2 separate regions of the Homo sapiens genome follow, and region 1 is linked to region 2. Evidence: read pairs that join two places in POLR2A ChIA-PET (ENCODE). Cell type or tissue: GM12878. All regions are shown on one strand. Links, peaks and the distances in the headings refer to the core of each region. The heading gives the core; the rest is flanking DNA.

Evidence for each region. Peaks named below come from ENCODE experiments on the same cell type or tissue, not always from the same donor. Only the 100,000 strongest peaks of a DNase experiment are listed, where the experiment ranks them.
Region 1: POLR2A ChIA-PET joins it to region 2 with 7 read pairs; 2 of 35 experiments call an interaction of 5 or more read pairs at or near these places.

Annotation. Positions count from the first base shown.
Region 1 is chr9:10,248,881-10,253,162 of GRCh38, forward strand. All of the region lies in intron 3 of PTPRD (protein tyrosine phosphatase receptor type D), which reads right to left. Among named protein-coding and RNA genes, the nearest start is that of PTPRD, 360 kb to the right of the region's middle. In GM12878, for the core only: no CTCF peak of the experiment used is centred there; no DNase peak of the experiment used is centred there.
Region 2 is chr9:10,077,578-10,081,859 of GRCh38, forward strand. All of the region lies in intron 3 of PTPRD (protein tyrosine phosphatase receptor type D), which reads right to left. Among named protein-coding and RNA genes, the nearest start is that of PTPRD, 530 kb to the right of the region's middle. In GM12878, for the core only: no CTCF peak of the experiment used is centred there; a DNase peak (open chromatin) is centred at 2,234.

The DNA.
Region 1 (4,282 bases), core at 946-3,445, 170 kb after region 2:
TTTTTTAGCAATATTGATACTAGATTTCCACTCAAATGCAGTTTTATAGTCTGTTATAGGGAATTCATATTTACCTAAGGGGTCAGTAATACGTAGTAGCCTAGAAGTTTGATCCCCTAAATCAGACAGTGAAGGCCTACTGCTTCTCTGCTCCTTCAATTTCAAGCAAAGATGTTTCTTCTGCAGATCTTATATATCTTAAGTCAGCAAATTTGACCTGCATTTCAAAATCTTCAACACCAGGTAAGTGACTAAAAGTGATTTTGAGACATCTATGCTTTTATCTCCCATCCTATACTTGCACTGGGAAGGAGATAGAAAAAAAAGGTTACAGCCATTAATCACTAAAGACAAGATCCAGTGATTGTTCACCTTGTGAAAAGTAAACTTAGTTCTCTTTTGTGTTGTGGTCAGCATGCTCTCCATAACATAAAAAGACATCATTGTACTTGATTTTTTTCCATGAGTAACAGGTATGTTAGTTCTCAGCGTCTCTTCTTGTTTCAAGATCTATAGGAACCACGAGAAAGAGTTTAAATTTTGACCCGGTAATAGCCAAGATCGGACCTCAAAATGTCCCTTCCTTGAAGCTGGTTTGATACCATTAGGCAAAAGCACACTGCCTGAGTAATTACTCTGTCTGACAGGAGCAAAGGATGGTCACTGGCCAACTATAAGTTAGGTAAAGAAACTTATCTGAAATTTTATTTATGACACAGATTTAGAAATCATTTCTTTTAAAATTTTATTGCATTTTTTCCAACACATTTTCCTATTGGTTTGTCTTATGAGAAGCACTAATGTTAAGGAATTTCTTTCTTGTTCCTACAATTAGACAATATATTAATTTTCCTACCATAAATGCAGTTGTCTTGCATTTTAAGGTCTGGTAACAAATATCATACAGAGCTACCTATGAATTCAAGTACATTTAGGTGACGGCATCACAGTCTATAGATGGCAGGGCCTGCAATAAGCTAGAAAATGACTGCTACATTTGAAAAAAATAAAATAAATAAATAAAGCGCTTAAATATTTTCCTCTAAACACAATTAGAGACACATGCATACATCTGCCAATTAATAAAAATGTTGATTTTGATGTTAATGTACAAAAATCACCACACCTAAATCTGTCATAAATTTGTCTAAAATGAATATTAAGATGGGACCTCAGCTTTCATTCTAGTTACTGTACTTTTCATATTCTATTTAAATCAAAGTACTTAGTATGTATTATCTGAGGATTATGATACCTTTAGCACAGCATAAAGTGAACATTTATTGTTTTAAAGCATTAACTTTAGGAGGCGGGAAATGAAGAATCTGATAAAAGTGACTATAAAAAAGTAAAAAAGCAAGTGACTTCCTTCAAGATTCAGTTTAGGGTAATGAAATATATGCCATGTATGTTCTCTGACCCTTTACTCATCTATATAACCAAATTTTAAATTAACCACAATAATTTTATAAGACAGCTGAACAGTTTCTACACTTTTGAACTCCTGCCAAGACAAGATGTACTGGAACCAAATTTCGCAATGTCAGAAAGCCTAGAAAGTCTTTATAAAGCTTAGATTAACATCAGATCAAATTTGGACTCTTAAAAGGGGCTTGGCTATTTTCAAGCTTTTCCCAAAATGATATTTAGCAAGAGACAAGCAATAATCCCTCTTTAAGCTTAATCTCAGATTTAAAATCCTTTGATCAATCAACAAACACTTATTGAACACAAAATATTTTAGTTACACAGGAGAAAATAAAATCTAAGTCAAAGGAAAAAATAGATAATTTTTTATCACTTCAATTCTGGAACTATAGGCTATATGTTGGTTCACTTCCCCAAGTATATGCTCCAAGAAGCACAAAGGTTCAGGGAAGAAACTGTTTATATGTTTTACTATATATATAAAATAATATGTGGAATAAGATATATGCATAAGTATACATATTTATATGTGTATAATCATATGTAAATAGGTATAAATATATATAATTATGAGGTAAAAATGTTTGTATACTGGCATCCACATCTTTTCTAAAAAATATTTGATTATAAAACAATATGCCATACCAAAATTCAGTGCTACAAAAGTTTTTCATTTGTCAGAAATGTAATTGTTTATGTTATCATTTGTAATACCTACCAACTAATTGAATTAGAGGGCTACATAGGGGTCTTTGAACAAGATGAAGTTTAGTATTGTCCATATAGCAATATCAAATTACTTAAAATTAACAGAAAAACAAAACATCCTATTAATTAAATAACATGTTCAATTGATTAAATAACATGCTCAAAACAGTCTATTTTGGACAACCCTTATGTGACCAGCACTATGCTAGGCACTTTCATGTGAACATTATAAATTAGCCTTCACAATCACACTAAAAGTCCACTATCACTATTCAAATTTTTAGACATGAATCTCTACCTTTCACAGATAAAAATTAAGTAAATCAAGGTCATATGGCTAAATAGTAGGTCCTCTAAAATAAGAGACTAAACTCTTTCCATTCTTTTTTTTTTTTAATTTTTTTCCTAGTGAGTAGGATTATCAGATCGAGGTTAAGAGTTGGGCTCTGTATCTTCATTTCGAGTTATGTGATTTACAACAAGTTGCTTAGCTCTGTTTTCTAATCTTCACAATGGATAATACAATAAAATCCACATTATATGAATGAGCTTGTGTAATGTGAATGACAGTACCTGTATAATAAATCACACAGAACATCACAGAGCACATGGCAACCACCCAATAAAAGTTAGCTAATATTACTACAAGTTCACTCTGTGATCCTTAGTGAGTCACTTTGAACAGATTATAGTTTCCTAATATGGCCTTAGCAGTAGTCCACTTGCTCATATCGCAATGTGACCTTGCAACTTCTCCATAATATGATCTCTTATTTGTGGAATCTGAAAAAGTTGAACTCATAGAAATAGTAGAATGATGGTTACCAGAGGCTGAGAGGGTGGGTTAGGGAAAGGGGAAATGTTGGTTTCAGGGTTAGAATTTCTGGTGATCCATTGCAGAGTAAGGTGGCTATAATTAATAATAATGTATTGTATATTTCAAAGTTTCTAAAAGAGTAGTTTGTAAACATACGCACCACAAAAAATAGTAAGTGTGTGAATTGATGGGTATGTTAATTAGCCTGATTTGCTCATTCTACCAATGTATACATGTATTCAAACATCATTTTGTACCCCACAGATATATACAATTACTATTTGTCAATTAAGAATAAAAATAATTTTTTAAACTAAAAAAGAGAGAGAGAGAGAACCTATGTCTTCTTTCTTTGAAGCTGCATGAAACTTTGTGACAGCCTCAATCAATACAGCACGATGGACATGAAATGGTGTGTTCTGCAAAGTTAGATCACAAAATGCAATAGTGTCTGTGTGCCACTCCTTCATCTCCATCTCTATCTCTTCTTGCTGTTGGAATCCAGTCACCATGCTGTGAGTAATCACAGGCCACAAGTAGAGGTTATGTGTACACTTTCAAGCCAACAACTCCAGATAGGCTTCCAGCCAGCTGCCATCATCAACTGCCAAGCTAAAGCCTTTGAAGTAACACCAGCCTCCTCCATTGTCTCCCCCATTTTCATGAGAAACCCTGAGGGAAAGCCACCGAGCCCAACCCAGTCACTCCCAGAGTAATAAGAGATATTATTATTCTGATATTATATATTATGTATTAATGATATTATATATTAATGAGTGATCAGTATTGTTTTAAGAAACTGTTTGGGGATGATTTGTTACATAGCGATAGATAAATTAGCATAATCACCAAGATTTCTTTTTCATTATTTTTTACTTAAAAAAGCCAAATTAAATATATTTCAGAATTAGTTTGATTTACAAATACATACACAGTCACAGAGCCGAAGTGTATTTTTTTTCTTTTTTGAGACAAACACTCACTCTGTCGCCCAGGCTGGAGTACAGTGGCATGATCTCGACTCACTGCAACCTCCGCCTCCCGGGTTCAAGAGATTTTTCTGCCTCAGCCTCCCGAGTAGCTGGGATTACAGGTGTGCGCCACCACACCCGGCTCATTTTTATATTTTTAGTAGAGATGAGGTTTCAACATATTGGCCAGAGTGGTCTCAAACTCTTGACCTCAGGTGATCCGTCTGCCTTGGCCTCCCAAATGCTGGGATTAGAGGTATGAGCCACTGTGCCTGGCCACGTATTTTATTTTATTTTTTCTAAATGAATAGACCTTTTAAGGATACAGAGCTTCACAGTTAAATTTGATGATTAAAAA
Region 2 (4,282 bases), core at 855-3,354:
GATTATTTTGCTATCCAGGTAATAAGCATAGTATCCAATAGGTAATTTTTCAATCTTCACCGTCCTCCGTTCCTCCTCTCTCAAGTAGGCACCCATGTCTGTTGTTCCCTTCTTTGTGTCCATATGTACTCAATATTTAGCTCCCACTTAATAAGTAAGAACCTTTGGTATTTGTTTTTCTGTTCTCAAGTTAGTTCACTTAGGATAATGGCCTTCAGCTCCAACCATGTTGCTGCAAAGGACATGATCTCTCTTTTTTTTTTTTTAAAAGGTTGCACAGTGGAATCGGCATTTTTAAATAGCCTTCTCTGTTCATTCTGGTTTTGGTAATCCACCTACCATAATGTTAGTATTACTATACTCTAAGTAACTTGTGGACACCACATTCATATTTGTATCTCCTCTACACTTTAAAAATAGTAATTGATATATGTAAATTCTCAATTTTGATTGGAATGAATTATCTACAGACAAGTGGCTGGAGATGGAATAATTCCAAGGACCCTGAGAAATATTAGAAAATAACTTAGTAACTCCAAAATAAGAAAGAAAAAAAATCTTTAAACATACATACATTTCTAAATATAATCAAATATCTTATACCAATAATTATGCAAAATCATAGATCTCAGGGTTAGAAAGAACCCACCTAGGGCCGGGCACAGTGGCTTACGCATGTAATCCCAGCACTTTGGGAGGCTGAGGTGGGCAGATTGCGAGGTCAGAAGTTCGAGACCAGCCTAACCAACATGGTGAAACCCCATCTCTTCCAAAAAAAAAAAAAAAAAATTAGCTGGGTGTGGTGGTGTGCCCCTATAATCCCAGCTACTCAGGAGGCTGAGGAAGGAGAATTGCTTGAACCTGGGAGGTGGAGCTCGTAGTGAGCCAAGATCATGCCACTGCACTCCAGCCTGGGCGACAGACCAAGACTCCATCTAAAAAAAAAAAAAAAAAAAAAAAAGAAAGAACCCACCCATATAATCCTATGTAGCCCTCTACTCATTGTTGGCATCATTAAATATCCCAATCAGGGGGTGTTTGGTCATCTAGTCTCTCCTTCACTTTTCAGACAGTGAGTTAATCATTATTTACCAACTTCATAAAATAACCTGTATAACAAATCTCCACAGTTCTCTTCTGATTGCTGTTTCAAAATGTGCCTCCTAGGAATTTATATTCAATGTTTCCTATTCTTTCTTCTGTGAAATGTCTGCTTCCTCTTTCAGGTGATAATTCTTCAAATATTTTAGAGATTGTTTTAGTGTTTTCCCCCTACACATTTCCTCCTAACAACATTAAATATAAGACATGGTTTTCAGACTCCTCACCATCTGGTTGCCTTCTTCTGAAACTTTTCTGGTTGAACATTATCCAGCTTAAATCTACTTTCAATCGTTAACATGAGTAGAACTTTTTTTTCTTTTTCTTTTTTTTGGGTTGAAATTTAAACAATTATGTGCACATAACTTTCAGATCTTTGTCCTTTACACCTGGGTGTACCTGTATTTTAAAACTTAAAATGTCCTCTTAAGAGACCAAATTCTTTTATTGCTATCCCTCCCTCTAAGCTGATTTCAAATACCCATTCTGGGAAGGTAAAAATGGTACTGGCAAGCTTCCGAACTCCATGTTTCCAGGTTAAGGTTGTGCCTGACTGTCTAATCTAGGCTGATCTGATCCAGACGGGCGTGCCATTGCAGCTATTCTGATGGCTTTACTCTTCCAGATGGCAAATTCACTGTTGGCCACGTATGCAGGGATTTCATTAAAAGAAATGGTAATACGCTTTTTAAACTAAAATATGTATTGGCAGGAATGAAATCCCGAGGCCACCCCTGGGTTGTTGTGTTTTTGTTGCTGTATTTTTCCCCTCCCCTGAAGCATCCAGGCAGGAGGCACTCCAGAATCAAGACCCTTTGTTTTTCACATGGCTCTTTTTCACCATGCCACTGCACTGCCACATGTTTGAGTGTGGGCATCAAGGATAGAGATTTGGATTTTAATTCAGGCCCTGCTGCTAATTCTATGATATTGAATTAAATATGGTACCTTGAAACTAACCCTGATTTCTCTCACTTCAGTTGTTTCATCTGTTAAACCCCAAGATCTTTCACAGCTGTAAATCTTCGTGCTAGTCATTCTGCGAGTTGGCTTTGGATACATTAAGGTTCGTTTTCCTCACCTTTGTGATGTATACTCAGCAAATGCAAAGTCATTCTGAAATCTACTGCAAAATAGGTCTATTGTCACCGACCCTAAAGGATATGAAGTGCACATAGTTAGATGTTTGCTATGAATAATTGTCAGCAAATACATGAATAAAACTTCAGAGTATCCAAGGTAATTAAATCTTGCTTTTTTTTTTTTTTTTCCAGCTTGGTATGTACAACCCCTTCCCAACACATGTCACTGTCAAATGTGTGGACAGAATAAACAAGGAATTTTGTAACAGCAGAGAACATAACTTAAGAGACAACAAACACAAATAGAGAAGAAGGGGAAAATTCCACTAATGGTCTAAGTAAAACCTAAATGCAAAGAGAACAGCATACATTTAAATGATAAGTGAAGGAAGCTCTCTGTAACAGCCTGACAGCATATCCTCTAAAGGAAACTAGCTACAAATCATCACCATTATAGCTGGTAGCACAGAGTAGCAAAACAGTTCACACTAAAGGAAAATCAGACAGGAGCAGGCAAACCCAAAATAGAAATAGAAATAATGACAATTTCACCAGAGGACAAAATGCTGTATCTCCTTTATTAGACTAAATGTGAAATGTTAACACTGTATGCAGAGTACATGTGATAGGGAGGCATTGGTATTCAAACCACTTGTCATTGCTACACTGTAATCCAATCATGACACAAGGAGAAAAGTAGAGAAATTAGAAATGCATTAGAAGAAACAAGAAAATTGGGAATGTGAAGGGTGACAAGCTTAAACTGCTTAAACTCCTAGCCCTGGCCTCGCAGAAGACTCATATTTATTTGAAACCATTAAGAAACATGTTCTACATGCAAATAACAGTACAGTTAACATAAAAGGCTTTGCCTTATCTCAATATAAAATGCTAGATAAAATCCATTATCACACACATTGTATATATTTCAAAAAATGAAAATAACTCCCTTTCTTTTCTTTATAGGGACTCCTACTCCTTAGCTAGGGAGGCAAAGAGAAGTGATAAAATACTATTTTATGCTCTTGACCATTAAAAAGCTACCATTTTGAAAATTAAATTTCTGGCAAGCTAGACATACTGAGACATACAGTTATTGGTATGAATATTCTAAAAACATTACGTAAATATTGGAACAAATACATCTGATAATTAAAATAAATTATGACCATATATTTGTTTCTTGCCTACTCTCAGGAACAATTATCTCTTATTTTAAGAGACTGTAGGTACATCATTTGAGTAAATTATAATATTTCTTAATTTATAACACCCAAATAACTTGTATGGAATATCTACTAAGAATATTTCTCTTTCTCCTTTTTTTAAACCTGCTATTTCCATCTTATAGTTAAGGCATAAGGATAAATAAGCATGCTTCTAGATAATTCTTTGAAATAAATATTAATTCTTAAATTCACAGACATTATTTTAAATATTATGAAGTTAATAACTTTCAAAATAATACTACTGTAATATAGCAGTGTGCTTGTTCAAGATTCTGATACACATCAATAATTAGTTACCTAGATATTGAAGACTTTGTTTTAAAGATTATAATCAATTATAAAGAAAAAGGCAATGGGGGTTACAATTGGACTGAACGCTTGTATCCCCTCCAATTTTGTATGTTGATATCCTAACCCCTAGTGTGATGATACTAGGAGGTGGAGCGTTTGGGAGGCAATTAGGTCATGAAGGTGGAGCCCACGTAACTGGAATTAGTGCCCTAATAAAAGAGACCTTCACAGTTCTCTTGCTGTCTTTCTACAAAGTGAGTAGACAGCCTTCTGCCAGCCAAGAGAGGGCCCTCACCGCAACCTGACCATGCTAGGGCCCTGATCTGAGACTTTCAGCCTTCATAACTATAAGAAAGAAATTTCTGTTGTTTATGAACCACCCAGTCTATGGTGCTTTGTGATAGCACCCCAAGCAATGGGTAAAGTAAGACAGGGGTGTTATTATATTTTTGATATAAGGAAATAGCATTGGTTTTCACGTTTTGGTGTTGCAAATAGATGGAGTTTCTAAATCCACCAATTTTATTCGGGTTTTAAATTTTTTCTTAGTCATGAAAATAGCTGAGTGCTTATTAATCA